Regions from separate parts of the Homo sapiens genome. Here regions 1, 2 and 4 are each linked to region 3. Evidence: chromatin contacts called from ENCODE Hi-C or POLR2A ChIA-PET data. All regions are on one chromosome and are shown on one strand. The core of a region is the stretch at or near the end of the contact, and the rest is flanking DNA. Distances in the headings are between cores, read along the strand shown.

Region 1 (2,700 bases), core at 95-2,594, 210 kb after region 3:
AGCCGAGACTGCGCCATTGCACTCCAGCCTGGGCAACAAGAGCGAAACTCCGTCTCGGAAAAAAAAAAAAAAGAAAAAAACTAAAATATCAGTACTCTTTTCACTTAGTCATCACAAACCCCTTTAATCCCATATTACCCTCTACTATCATGGTAGCCTCACCTTTGACGACAGACTAGCTGTGTGACCCAAGTAAATGACTTCAGTGCCACCACCTGTAGGAAGGGGCTGCTAATAGCATCTGCTTCATACTAACGTGTTTTCAGGATCGATCTGCATATAAACGCTCAATACACGGTAACTGATTGTCACATTCTATCCCAGGACGCTTCCATTTGCGGATCTCATGGCCCGGAGGACCTGGGCCGCCTCACAACTGGGCAGCCCCGCTCACCGACACAAAGCCCACAACCGCGCCCAATAGGGAATCGGCCCTGCGGCCCTCCTGCCACTCGCCCCCAACTATCACAGTCCACGGCGGAGCTGGAGGCAGATCCCGCCCTTGCAGGGCTGGGTAAGAGACTGAAACTTGGAGAATGAACTGCAGGCGCTGCACATCTCGGGCAGATTTAAAATTCGGTCTAAAATCGGAAGCAGGTGCCGCGAACCCAGACCCGAGCGCTCCTCTGGGACGTCCAGCCGCAGAAGCGAGCCCAAAGCCCAGCAGGGTTCTCCGCGGGACTCGGGGTTTCAGAACCGCCGGGCTCTTGGGCGCTCGCCCAGGGCGCACGCGCAGTCGCGAGGCCGCGCCGCGGACTGCATCTCCCAGCAGGCCCCGCGCAGCAGGCCACGCGGCGCCACTGACTGGGCGGGCGGCTAGCTCCCTGGCCTCCCCGACATGCCGAGGAGCCCCTGGCTTCCGGAGCCGACGAGGCCGCAGGGGCCAATGGGACCATCTTCAGCCAGCCCAGAGTAGCCGAAGCGGGTGGGGCCTGGCTTGGGAAAGGATTCATCCGGGGAAGCTGATTAACAATTCAGATTTCCGGGTCTCACCCCGACACTGACGCACTGGAGAGCGCGTGGCCCTGGGATCTGCGTTTTCCCAAGCGCTCCGGAGTAATTCTAACCCAGGTTGCCCGCCAGTCACAACGACCTCAGGCTTGTTTTCTTCGCTTGGATCCAGCTGCCCTGCCCCCAGTCACTCCCAGAATTTCAGGGCGCGCCCCGTGGCCCCGCCTCTCGTCTCCAATTGGTCCCTCGCTCATCCAGTCCCCGTAGGCCAATCTTCCCTTCTCATTGGTAGGCGGTGAGTGTGTGGAGAAACCTGACCTAATGGGCGCTGGAGTTCGCAAAACGTGACCCGGAAATTGGTCACGAGCAGGCGCCGTGGGCTTGTGGACGCCTAACTTGCGCGCTGAGATTTCCGGCGTGGGAGCAGAGGTCTGAGTCTTGCGTGGGTCCTCTATATAGGGTGAGAAGCGTGGCGCTCGGTTCCTGCCTCGGGGAAGTCCTGGCGCAGATGGGCCACGGGGCCGGCGTGGCGGCGCCTGGGACCGACTGAGGCCTAGGCGCCGGAGCCGGCCGCGCCTGGGCTGGAGCGGGGCTCCTCGGCCTGGACTGGGAGCCCCCGGCCCCGGGCTCCTGCTGGCGCCGTCCAACCTTACATGGGTTCAGGGCGCCTTCGTAGGCGGGCACGGCTGGTTTCGGGCTAAGGCGCTCTGGAGACCTGACGATGGCGTCGGGCCCGGGCTCCCAGGAACGGGAAGGGCTCCTGATAGTGAAGCTGGAGGAGGACTGCGCCTGGAGCCAGGAGCTGCCCCCACCTGACCCAGGACCGAGCCCCGAGGCCTCCCACTTGCGCTTCAGACGGTTCCGCTTCCAAGAGGCAGCTGGTCCCCGGGAAGCCCTCAGCCGGCTCCAAGAGCTTTGCCATGGGTGGCTTCGGCCTGAGATGCGCACGAAGGAGCAGATCTTGGAGCTGCTGGTGTTAGAGCAGTTCCTGACCATCCTGCCCCAGGAGATCCAGAGCAGGGTGCAGGAGCTGCATCCGGAGAGCGGCGAAGAAGCGGTGACCCTTGTGGAGGATATGCAGAGAGAGCTTGGGAGACTGAGACAACAGGTGAGAGAGAGAGAGAGCTGTTTTATCTGTGGTTTGTTTAGCCCTGAGCACTGGGACATTGCGCCCCCGGTCGAATTCAAGTAAATTGCCCTGAGTAGACCTTACGTGGGGAAGAGGACTTGTGATTTAACCTGGAACACTCATCCTCCAGATTTTCCCCCAAATGAACGAAAGCAGTGAAGAGTGCCCTGTTTCCACGCGGAGGCGGTGTCCCTGCAACAGTTAGTGTTAGCCATGGAGTTAGATCGCCAGCGTTCAAATCCTCAATCTGCTAGTACTAGCTTTGTTACTTTGGCAAGTTACTTGATCTCTTTCGGCCTGTTTTCCTATTCGTAAAATGAGGATATTAACATACTTTCTAGGGCTTAGAGGGAGAGCAGCATGTAAAGTTGTGAACACTACTAGCTTATGAGTGCTTAGTACTTGTTACCTGTTGTTATGTTAGGGTCCACGGTCTGGTCTTCTCTGCAAAGCTGGGCCTCCGTTAATTGTGAACTTTGAAAGATAATTTGGCACCGAGGCCCTGAGGTCATTGGTCCCCAGGGCTACCCCAATTTAGCCTATCCTATAGTGAGGAATAGAAGCACCTAGAAAAGGTGGGGAGAGCAAAAGGGAGTGAGGTGTATCTTAAGAGCTGTGTG
Region 2 (2,700 bases), core at 196-2,695, 190 kb after region 3:
CCCGTCTCTACTGAAAATACAAAAATTTGCTGAGTGTGGTGGTGATGTGCGCGTAGTCCCAGCTACTCTGGAGGCTGAGGTGAATCACCTGAACCTGGGAGGCGGAGGTTGCAGTGACCTGTGATCGCACCACTGTACTCTGGCCTGGGTGAAAGAGTGAGACTGTTTCAAAAAAAGAAAGAAAAGAAAAGAGAACACTCTGGCTTCCATAAGAGACAAGAGATGAGAAAGGTGGAAACAGAGAGGAGAAAGCAATCTATTGTCACAATGCAGGAAAGCGACTGCAGGGCCCTGAACCACTGTGGAGGCAGAAGGGTCAGATTCTGGGTGATTCTGAAAGCAGGGCTGACATGATAAGGGTAGACTGGATACTGGCGGGTGTGAAGATGCATCTAAGATACCTGTTTCTGGCCAGATTTTACAAAGGGCCCTTGTTGCTACCTTAAGGAGTTAGTGTTGAATCCTGCAGCAGCTAAGAGCTTCTGCAGGATCTCCCTCTCAACTTGGACCAACCCACCTGCCGATCCCAGCCCAGATCAATGAGATCTGCTGCCCAGTCCCCTACGCAGATAACACTAATTGTAACTGATCTTTCTGAGGGCACCTCCTGAGCAGCTTGGAAACGGAGGGAGAGGAGAGGAAGCCAGCTTCCCAAAGTGGGGTGTGGCAGGTGGCCTTAACCCTGCTGAAGGGCTGCAGTCATGGGGCTCTGAATAGATCCCCACACCACTCACCAATGAGCTTCATTTGGAAGGCGGTAACGTTAAACAAGAGGGTTTGTAAAAAATAAAGGCCTACACACATAATTTTTTCTGATTATTAAATCTAGGTGGAGAGTACGTGAGTATTCATGTTACTCTCTCAACTTTCTTGTGCTTAAAAATCTTAAAATAAAAACTTTAATACGCTCTGTCCTACCAATATTTATAGGAACCTGACTAGCAGCCAGGCTTTGGACACGCAATCCCCGGCCACCAAAGGGCTGACAGGCTAGTGAAAGGGGCAGAAAAATAACAAAACTGTGTCTGGAAGGCAGCTACTCCCTTTTTTTGTTTGTTTGTTTTTTGAGACGCAGTCTCACTCTGTCGCCCATGCTGGAGTGCAGTGGCGCGATCTTAGCTCACTACATGTGCCTCCGGGGTTCAAGCGATTCTCCTGCCTCAGCCTCCTGAGTAGCTGGGACTACAGGCGCGCGCCACCACGCCCGGCTAATTTTTGTATTTTTTAGTAGAGACAGGGTTTCACCATATTGGTCAGGCTGGTCTCGAACTCCTGACCTCGCGATCCGACCGCCTCGGCCTCCCAAAGTGGTGGGATTACAGGCGTGAGCCACCGCGCCCGGCCCTTTGTTTTCTTACCAACTAAGCAGCAGCACTGACACTGTTTCCTTTGAGGTTCCGTTTGCTGAATCCTGCCCTCTAAGGTGCTCCGCCCTTCCACTCCCCGCCCCGTGCTGCTGTCATTCCCACGCCTCACCCTGTTTTGCAACTTCTTGTTTATGAGCCTGGAAGCCACGAAGTGGTGGGAAATACGAGATTCAAATATCTGGTGGCCGTGTGACGTGAGTAAATTACTCGATTTTTCTCAGTTTCCATTTCCTATCAAATGGGTTGTTCTGGGAATTCGGGGAAGTAACAGTGCCGGGAACCGCGGGAGGAACCGCCAGCTGCGTCCTCGGACGTCCCCAAAGCCCAGGGCGGCGACTGGCACGACTGTCAGGGGCGCGTCTGTTAAGAGGACAGGGGGTCCCGCCCCGGCACAGCCGTCTCCTCCAGGACCCCTCCCGCCGACGCCCCACGGACCCCACGCCCGAGCGGAGACCGGCGCGAGTCCGGGGTCTCCGGTCCGGCAGCCCCTCCCTGGCCCGGCGCCCCAAAGGGAAGCGGCCTGGGGGAGGAGACGTGTGGAAAGAGCGGCAGAAGATAAAGAGGAAGTAGCGGTAGAGAATAAAAAGGAACTGTCCGCAGTGTGCCCGGACGCGGGGAGGCGCTGGGGTCAAGCGAGACCCGACCTGCACGCAATTCCCGCCGGGGTCCCGGCCTGCCTGCGGGAGGGAAAGGACCCAGGGCGGCTTCTGCCAAAAGTGCGGCTTCTGCCGAAAGTGCGTCTTCTGCCGAGGGGCCCACATAAGGCGCGACAGACACTCCAGCCCGACCCCGACGCCCCGCCCTCACGCATGCACATGCGCGGAACACTCCCAGAAACACATCTCCCAGAGCGCCCCGGGAGCACGCGAGCCAATTGGAGGGCGGATTAGCGGGGGCCCACGTCTCCCAGAGGTCTCCGAGTCGCGGCTCTGTTGGTCTGATTGGCAGCCGCAACAGCCTATAGCTGCTTTTCGCCGGAGGGGCCACGCGCCGTTTGCCGGGACTGAGCCGCTGTTGTCGCTGGTATCCCGGGAGCAGCGCCGGCAAGTGGAGTCGTCGTATTCCGGGCGGCCCGCGGCCCACGGGGATGGGACGTCCCGGGGCTGTGCTGACCCCAAAACCCTTCCACACTTTATTAGCCTGTCGCCCTTCTTTCATGTTTACAGCAAATATTTTCCGAGTGCCTAATGTGTCCCACTTACTGTGCCACGTGCGAGGGTGCACGTGTCAGGCAAGATCGCTGTTCCAAGGAGGCTGAGAACAAGTAAATGGTAATTACCAGTTATGACCAAAGCTGTGAAAGGAACAGATACATCAGCCTAACAGCAGCACT
Region 3 (2,700 bases), core at 176-2,675:
GGATGTACAGAAGGATGCATGCACAGAGGCAGGGATGGACGGAGGGACAGATGCAGGCACAGAGGCAGGGATGGATGGACAGACAGATGCATACACAGAGGCAGGGATAGATGGACAGATACTGGCACAGAGGCAGGGATGGATGGACAGATGCAGGCACAGAGGCAGGGACAGACAGACAGATGCATGCACAGAGGCGTGTATGAATGGTTGGAAGGATGCATGCACAGAGGCAGTGATGGATGGGTGGGGAGATTGGATGGATAGATGCCGGTAGGTCGTTCTTGTCCTGGAGGAGGTGATCCAGGCTAAGTCCTCACACCGGGAGGGGCAGGAGGCGAGCATGGGGAGATACAGCTGTGTGTCCCAGTGCACTGGAAGTTACAGATGACATCGATGTCCTGTCCTGATGAAACAGGAAACACAATTGTCATTTGAAAGTTAGGGCTGAGGGCCGGGCGCGGTGGCTCACACCTGTAATCCCAGCATTTTGGGAGGCTGAGGCGGGGGGGTCACCTGAGGTCAGGAGTTCGAGACCAGCCTGGCCAACATGGTGAAATCCCGTCCCTACTAAAAATGCAAAAATTAGCTGGGTGTGTTGGTGGGGCGCCTGTAATCCCAGATACTCAGGAGGCTGAGGCAGGAGAATCACTTGAACCTGGGAGGCAGAGGTTGCAGTGAGCTGAGATCACGCCATTGCACTCCAGCCTGGGTGACAGAGGAAGACACCGTCTCAAAAAAAAAAAAAAAAAGAGACAGAAAAGAAAGTTGGGGGCCGGGGCTGGATGAAAGCTTGAGGGGCTGTGGGCCTGGCATGGGGCTGAGGGGAGTGTGCAGGAGCTGCCTGCCAAAGCCTGGGGCAAGGATGATAGGAGGTGCTGGGGCCCCTGTGGACTGCCCTCTGAGAATCTCGTGAGGCTGGGTCTGCACAGCTGTGGTTGTGTAACTTCCCCCAGATGCATGGTGTGACAAGGGTGCAGGAAGGGGTGCAGGGCCCGGAAGCTCAGTGTGGTTAAAGACATGCAAGGCAGGATAGAAGGTGAGAGATGAATGATATGGCCGTGATCAAAACACCAAACTTCAGTTTCTCAGAAAAAGGACTCAGAGCAACAAGAGAACCTACAGTCAACAAGGACATTCATCAGCGCACATGTGATTTGAGCAAGACCATTGAAGCCCCTGCTGAACGGCAGGCTGGCAGAGCCAGGGTACCTGGCCATCTACCTTGAAGTCTCTGTGCCTCAGTTTCCTCCTCTGTAAAATGGACATAGGGGACAGGTTTGGTGAGAAGTGAATGAAAACGTGTTTGCTACCCCTCTTAGGACTCATGTTTCATGCTTAGATGCTCAGCTAGTGGTTTTAGGGACCGAGAGAAATTTGCTTTTCAGTTCACCAGGTCGTTACCTATGAACCTGCCCTGAGCAGTGCTGACCTTAGTTAGAGATGGCCATGAAACTCATCCGCATGGGGTAATTGGGGCCTCCCTGTGGTGCTGCAGGGCTATGTCTCTGTCTTGGTCTCTTCAGGCCTCTCAGCAGCTGGAGCAGGAGCTGGCAGGCAGCTCACCGATGGATAAGGAGCTGGGCTTTGGCCAGGGCTGACATGGGAAGCGTCTCGGTCCTGCCGGTCCTGGCGCCTGAGCTGAATCCGGAGGGAAGAGGCTGCTGTGGTGGGAACAGGCTGGGAGCCAGGCCTGGCGCTGGGGCCGGCAGGCTGTGTTCTGAGAGTGCCTGCTAGAGGAGCTCTGTGTTCCCAAGGAGATGGAGGAAGACCTGGGGTGGGGGTGGTACAGGGTAGGGAGAGGAGGGGCAGAGGCTGTGGACAGGGAGATGGGGGAGGGGGGATGGAGGACTCAAGGGATGTAAGGGATATGGCTTGAGGAGGGATGGGGGCAGGAATGAGGGAAGGTCTTGGGTCAAGGACATGGACCTACATCCCCAGCAGATGGGGGAGATGGGCGGGGGTTGCTGACCATAGACTGGAGCTGGGAGGAGGGTACGCTGCCAGGGCTGGGGCTGCCAGCAGAGAATGGCACGCACCTTATAGGCTCCTGCCCCTGCCCCACTGCCCCCTCAAGTTCAAGTTTCTTTTTCTTTTCTTTCTTTTTTTGAGACGGGGCCTTGTTCTGTTGTCCAGGCTGGAGTTCAGTGACATGGTCATGCGTCACTGCAGCCTCGACCTCCCCAGCTCAAGCAAGCCTCCTGCCTCCCTGCCTCAGCTTGGAACCTGAGTAGCTGGGACCACAGGCGTGCACCACCATTCCTGGCTATTTTTTAATTTTTTTGTAGAGAAGGGGGTTCTCCTTATGTTGCCCAGGCTGGTCTTGAGCTCCTGGGCTCAAGTGAAACTCCTACCTGAGCCTCCCAAAGTGCTAGGATTACAGGAGTGAGCCACCACACCCAGCTCCTTCCCCTCAAACTTCTGTGCAAAAAGTGCTCCCTTCCCAGAGGAGGGTCCCCATCTGTGTGTAAGGTGGCCCCTTCCTCTATGTGTTCTCTGGGTCGCTTCAGCCCTGTGGCCCAGTGTCCAGCACAGCCATGCTGAGTGGGTGACTGGAGAAAGGGATCGTGGAGGATTGGGGCAGGGGGGTGCTGGGCAGAGGCGGCTGGGGTCACCTCTGGAAGGTGTCCTGCTGTTCCTGTTGGCTGCAGCTGCACTTGCAGGGCCTTCCTGTGCCCCCCTTTCCTGGTGCAGGGGCAC
Region 4 (2,700 bases), core at 21-2,520, 160 kb after region 3:
GCACTCCAATATGTGGCATGGCTGGTGAGGCTACATGAGATCTAAAGAAAACGACAGCTGGGATAGGGAAATCATAACTGAAACGCAGTATTTGAACAAGATATGCTTAGGAAGATGTGAAAGGAAGATCCTGAGAATGAAAAACAGAGACTGTGCAAACCTCAAGTCCAAAGGGAAGGGAGTAAGGGTGGAGCGGAGAAGGCCAAGGTCCAGCCTCCTGAGAAATACAAAGTGTGGCCAGGTACCGGTGGCTCACACCTGTAATCCCAGCACTTTGGAAGGCCCTGGCGGGTGGATCGCTTGAGTCCAGGAGTTCAAGACCAGCCTGGGCAACACAGCAAGACACCGACTCCATAAAAAAAAAAAAAATTAGCTGGGCGTGGCGACACAAGCCTGTGGTCCCAGCTACTGGGGAGCTGGGAGGATTGCTTGTGCCCAGGAGGTCGAGGCTGCAGTGAACTGTGATCGCGCCACTGCACTGCAGTCTGAGCGACAAAGCAAGACCCTGACTCTAAAAAAAGAAAGGAAAAGAGAAAGGAAAGAAGGAGGAAGGGAATCAGGGAAGAGAAAGAAAATAAAAGGAAAAAGAAAGAAAAGACAGAAAGAAAGACGGTGTGTAAAACCCACCAGGAATAGGTTAAATCAGGCTTGGAGAAAGAGCAATGGGCTAGAAGACAGGAAATCTGGGGTCAATACCGAGGACATCTGCCTAAAAGCAGGTTGGTCACTGAATCTGGCCATACTGTACCCCTCGAACCGAAGCTCCCTCCGGTGCCCTTTGGGCGGGGAGGCGGTTGGTGACTCTCCCGGGGAGCAGATGCAAGGCCGAGGAGGTGTCCACACACCGCCTGCCGACTCCTCTCCGCCGTCAAAGCTCTGCTGAGAGCGGCAGGCGACATCCCACTAAGGACCGCCGGGCCAGGCTCACTCTGGGGCCTCTTCCGCTGGTCAAGGAACACCTTTACCGTAAAGCTCAGCGTGCGCCCCTGCCTGAGGCGCTCACCAGGCTCCCTACCCGGCCTTGCTCCCTCAGCAACGGACACGCTCCGCTCCCCAGAGGCGGCCTCAGCCTGGTTCCCGCCCTCACGGAGCCCCTCACCTCTCGGGGCCTCTGCAGCCCCTGAGCGTTTGCTGGGGACGGCTCAGAGACTCAGGCTCCGGGAGAGATAGAAAAACTAGGCGCGAGCGGTCGAGCCCTCCCCTCGCCCTTCCGAGTGCCCTCACAGGTCGCCGGCGACTATTCGTTCGCGCCGCCGCCAGTTGAGGAGAACGGCAGGGACTCGGTGCCTTCTGGGAAGTCGGGCGCTCTGCGGCTGTGACGTCACAACCGGTGCCTTGTTTCCGGTGCAGAAGCCTGGTCTCCCCGTTCGGAGCCGGCAGTCTGCGCTTGAGACGTTAAGACTTGAGACAGGCCAGAGGAGCTCTCAGGGCCGGAGGGAGGCCAGGACGGCTGTAGCCTCTCTGTGGTTCTGCCTGGAAGACGGAAGGCAGGTGGTTGGCTCTAGTCATCCACGACGGGCTGGCACCTCTCCAGCTGCGGCCAGTCTAACCCCAGGGCCTGCTGGGAAATGTAGTTCGAATGCAAACAACCAATGGACGACCGTCAGGCGCGGCGGTTGGGGCGGGGCAGGCCCCCCCACCGCCCCACCCCCCGCCCACCCAGCGCCCGCGCTCCCCCCACCCCCCACCCCGCCACCCCCCTACCCCGCCACTCCCCCACCGCCCTACTCTCCCCACCCCCCACCCCCCTACTCTCCCCACCCCCCACCCCCCACCCCGCCACCCCCCACGGCGCCACCCCCCAACCCCCACCCCCCTACTCTCCCCACCCCCCTACTCTCCCCACCCCCCTACTCTCCCCACCCCCTACTCTCCCCACCCCCCTACTCTCCCCACCCCCCCACCCCCTACTCTCCCCACCCCCCTACTCTCCCCACCCCCCTACTCTCCCCACCCCCCCACCCCCTACCCTCCCCACCCCCCCACCCCCCTACCCTCCCCACCCCCCTACCCTCCCCACCCCCCTACCCTCCCCACCCCCCTACCCCGAGGCTTAAAGGAAGCAAGCTATCTCTCCGACCGGAAAATCAAGACGCCTCCGCGGTTTCCGCCTTTTACTGCGGTTCTCCAGTAAAAAGACTGCGGAGGCGGACAGGGTGTGGCCGCCATGGGACTCCGCCCCCGCTCTGGTGACTCCCATAGGTTAGAGATGGGGCACCGACATTGCCCACTCCAGCTTGCTAACTTCTACACTGCTGTCCGCACCGGCCGTCTTGTTTTTAAAGACATCTTAATTGCCCTTCTCCTACTGTCTCGGTTTCCTTTCTCAATTTCAGCTTCCTACGGAGGCCGAACAGAGTTTTGTGTTTGTGCGTTGTATCCACACTCGGTTCGTTCCCCAGTGACGCACTGATCAGGGTTCGGACAACTTGTGGGCAGGGATGGCCTTATTTCTCGATGTAATACCAGCCTCCAGAAAGTTGACAAAAGTAAAAATATAAATGAATGCCTCTTCTTAAAGTTAATTATACCTGACTAATGGCTGACGATGGCTTAAAATATGTTACAAAGAAACGAGTATGAAAACTGTGTGGCACCAAGACATTCTAGAAAAATAAGGAATATCTGCCTTTTCAGATCAAAATTTACTAAAAAGCCTCCGTTAATCAAAGCATTATGGTTTGAATTATGAGGCAAAAC

What was found. Hi-C counts contacts between places; a loop is a spot of excess contacts on that map. ChIA-PET counts read pairs that join two places held with the same protein, here RNA polymerase II (POLR2A). Pooled maps may share reads with other maps.
Region 1: a loop to region 3 is called in a pooled map, with 5 times the contacts of the local background. The contact joins the promoter of ZNF263 here to the enhancer-like site in region 3. A Hi-C loop is called at or near these places in 6 of 50 pooled maps. POLR2A ChIA-PET finds 5 or more read pairs at or near these places in 7 of 52 experiments (CD4-positive, alpha-beta T cell, CD4-positive, alpha-beta memory T cell, activated B cell and 4 more).
Region 2: a loop to region 3 is called in a pooled map, with 5 times the contacts of the local background. The contact joins the promoter of LINC00921 here to the enhancer-like site in region 3. A Hi-C loop is called at or near these places in 7 of 50 pooled maps. POLR2A ChIA-PET finds 5 or more read pairs at or near these places in 3 of 52 experiments (activated B cell, activated T-cell and naive thymus-derived CD8-positive, alpha-beta T cell).
Region 4: a pooled map shows a loop between it and region 3 (3-fold over the local background). The contact joins the promoter of ZNF200 here to the enhancer-like site in region 3. A Hi-C loop is called at or near these places in 1 of 50 pooled maps. POLR2A ChIA-PET finds 5 or more read pairs at or near these places in 4 of 52 experiments (OCI-LY7, activated CD4-positive, alpha-beta T cell, activated T-cell and 1 more).

What each region holds. Positions count from the first base shown.
Region 1 is chr16:3,282,147-3,284,846 of GRCh38, forward strand. ZNF263 (zinc finger protein 263) reads left to right here and starts at 1,345. Exons shown (of 6, transcript NM_005741.5): 1 at 1,345-2,059. The coding sequence starts at 1,673. RefSeq lists enhancers at 318-823, 934-1,123, 1,834-2,337 and a silencer at 1,494-1,653.
Region 2 is chr16:3,262,323-3,265,022 of GRCh38, forward strand. It overlaps LINC00921 (long intergenic non-protein coding RNA 921), which reads left to right and starts at 1,446. Exons shown (of 2, transcript NR_033904.1): 1 at 1,446-2,700. RefSeq lists enhancers at 1,507-1,666, 2,107-2,206, 2,357-2,426 and a silencer at 1,687-1,866.
Region 3 is chr16:3,074,131-3,076,830 of GRCh38, forward strand. It overlaps the pseudogene LOC107984896. Among named protein-coding and RNA genes, the nearest start is that of IL32, 9.8 kb to the left of the region's middle. RefSeq lists a silencer at 388-571 and enhancers at 752-871, 942-1,031, 1,152-1,201, 2,549-2,598. Within about 2 kb of position 1,426, at least 16 of the 41 ENCODE cell types and tissues checked have a DNase peak (open chromatin) inside an H3K27ac peak, as active enhancers do; they include CD4-positive, alpha-beta T cell and OCI-LY7, where a contact is called at or near this core.
Region 4 is chr16:3,233,888-3,236,587 of GRCh38, forward strand. It overlaps ZNF200 (zinc finger protein 200), which reads right to left and starts at 1,271. Exons shown (of 5, transcript NM_198088.3): 1 at 1,100-1,271. RefSeq lists enhancers at 1,310-1,369, 1,380-1,589.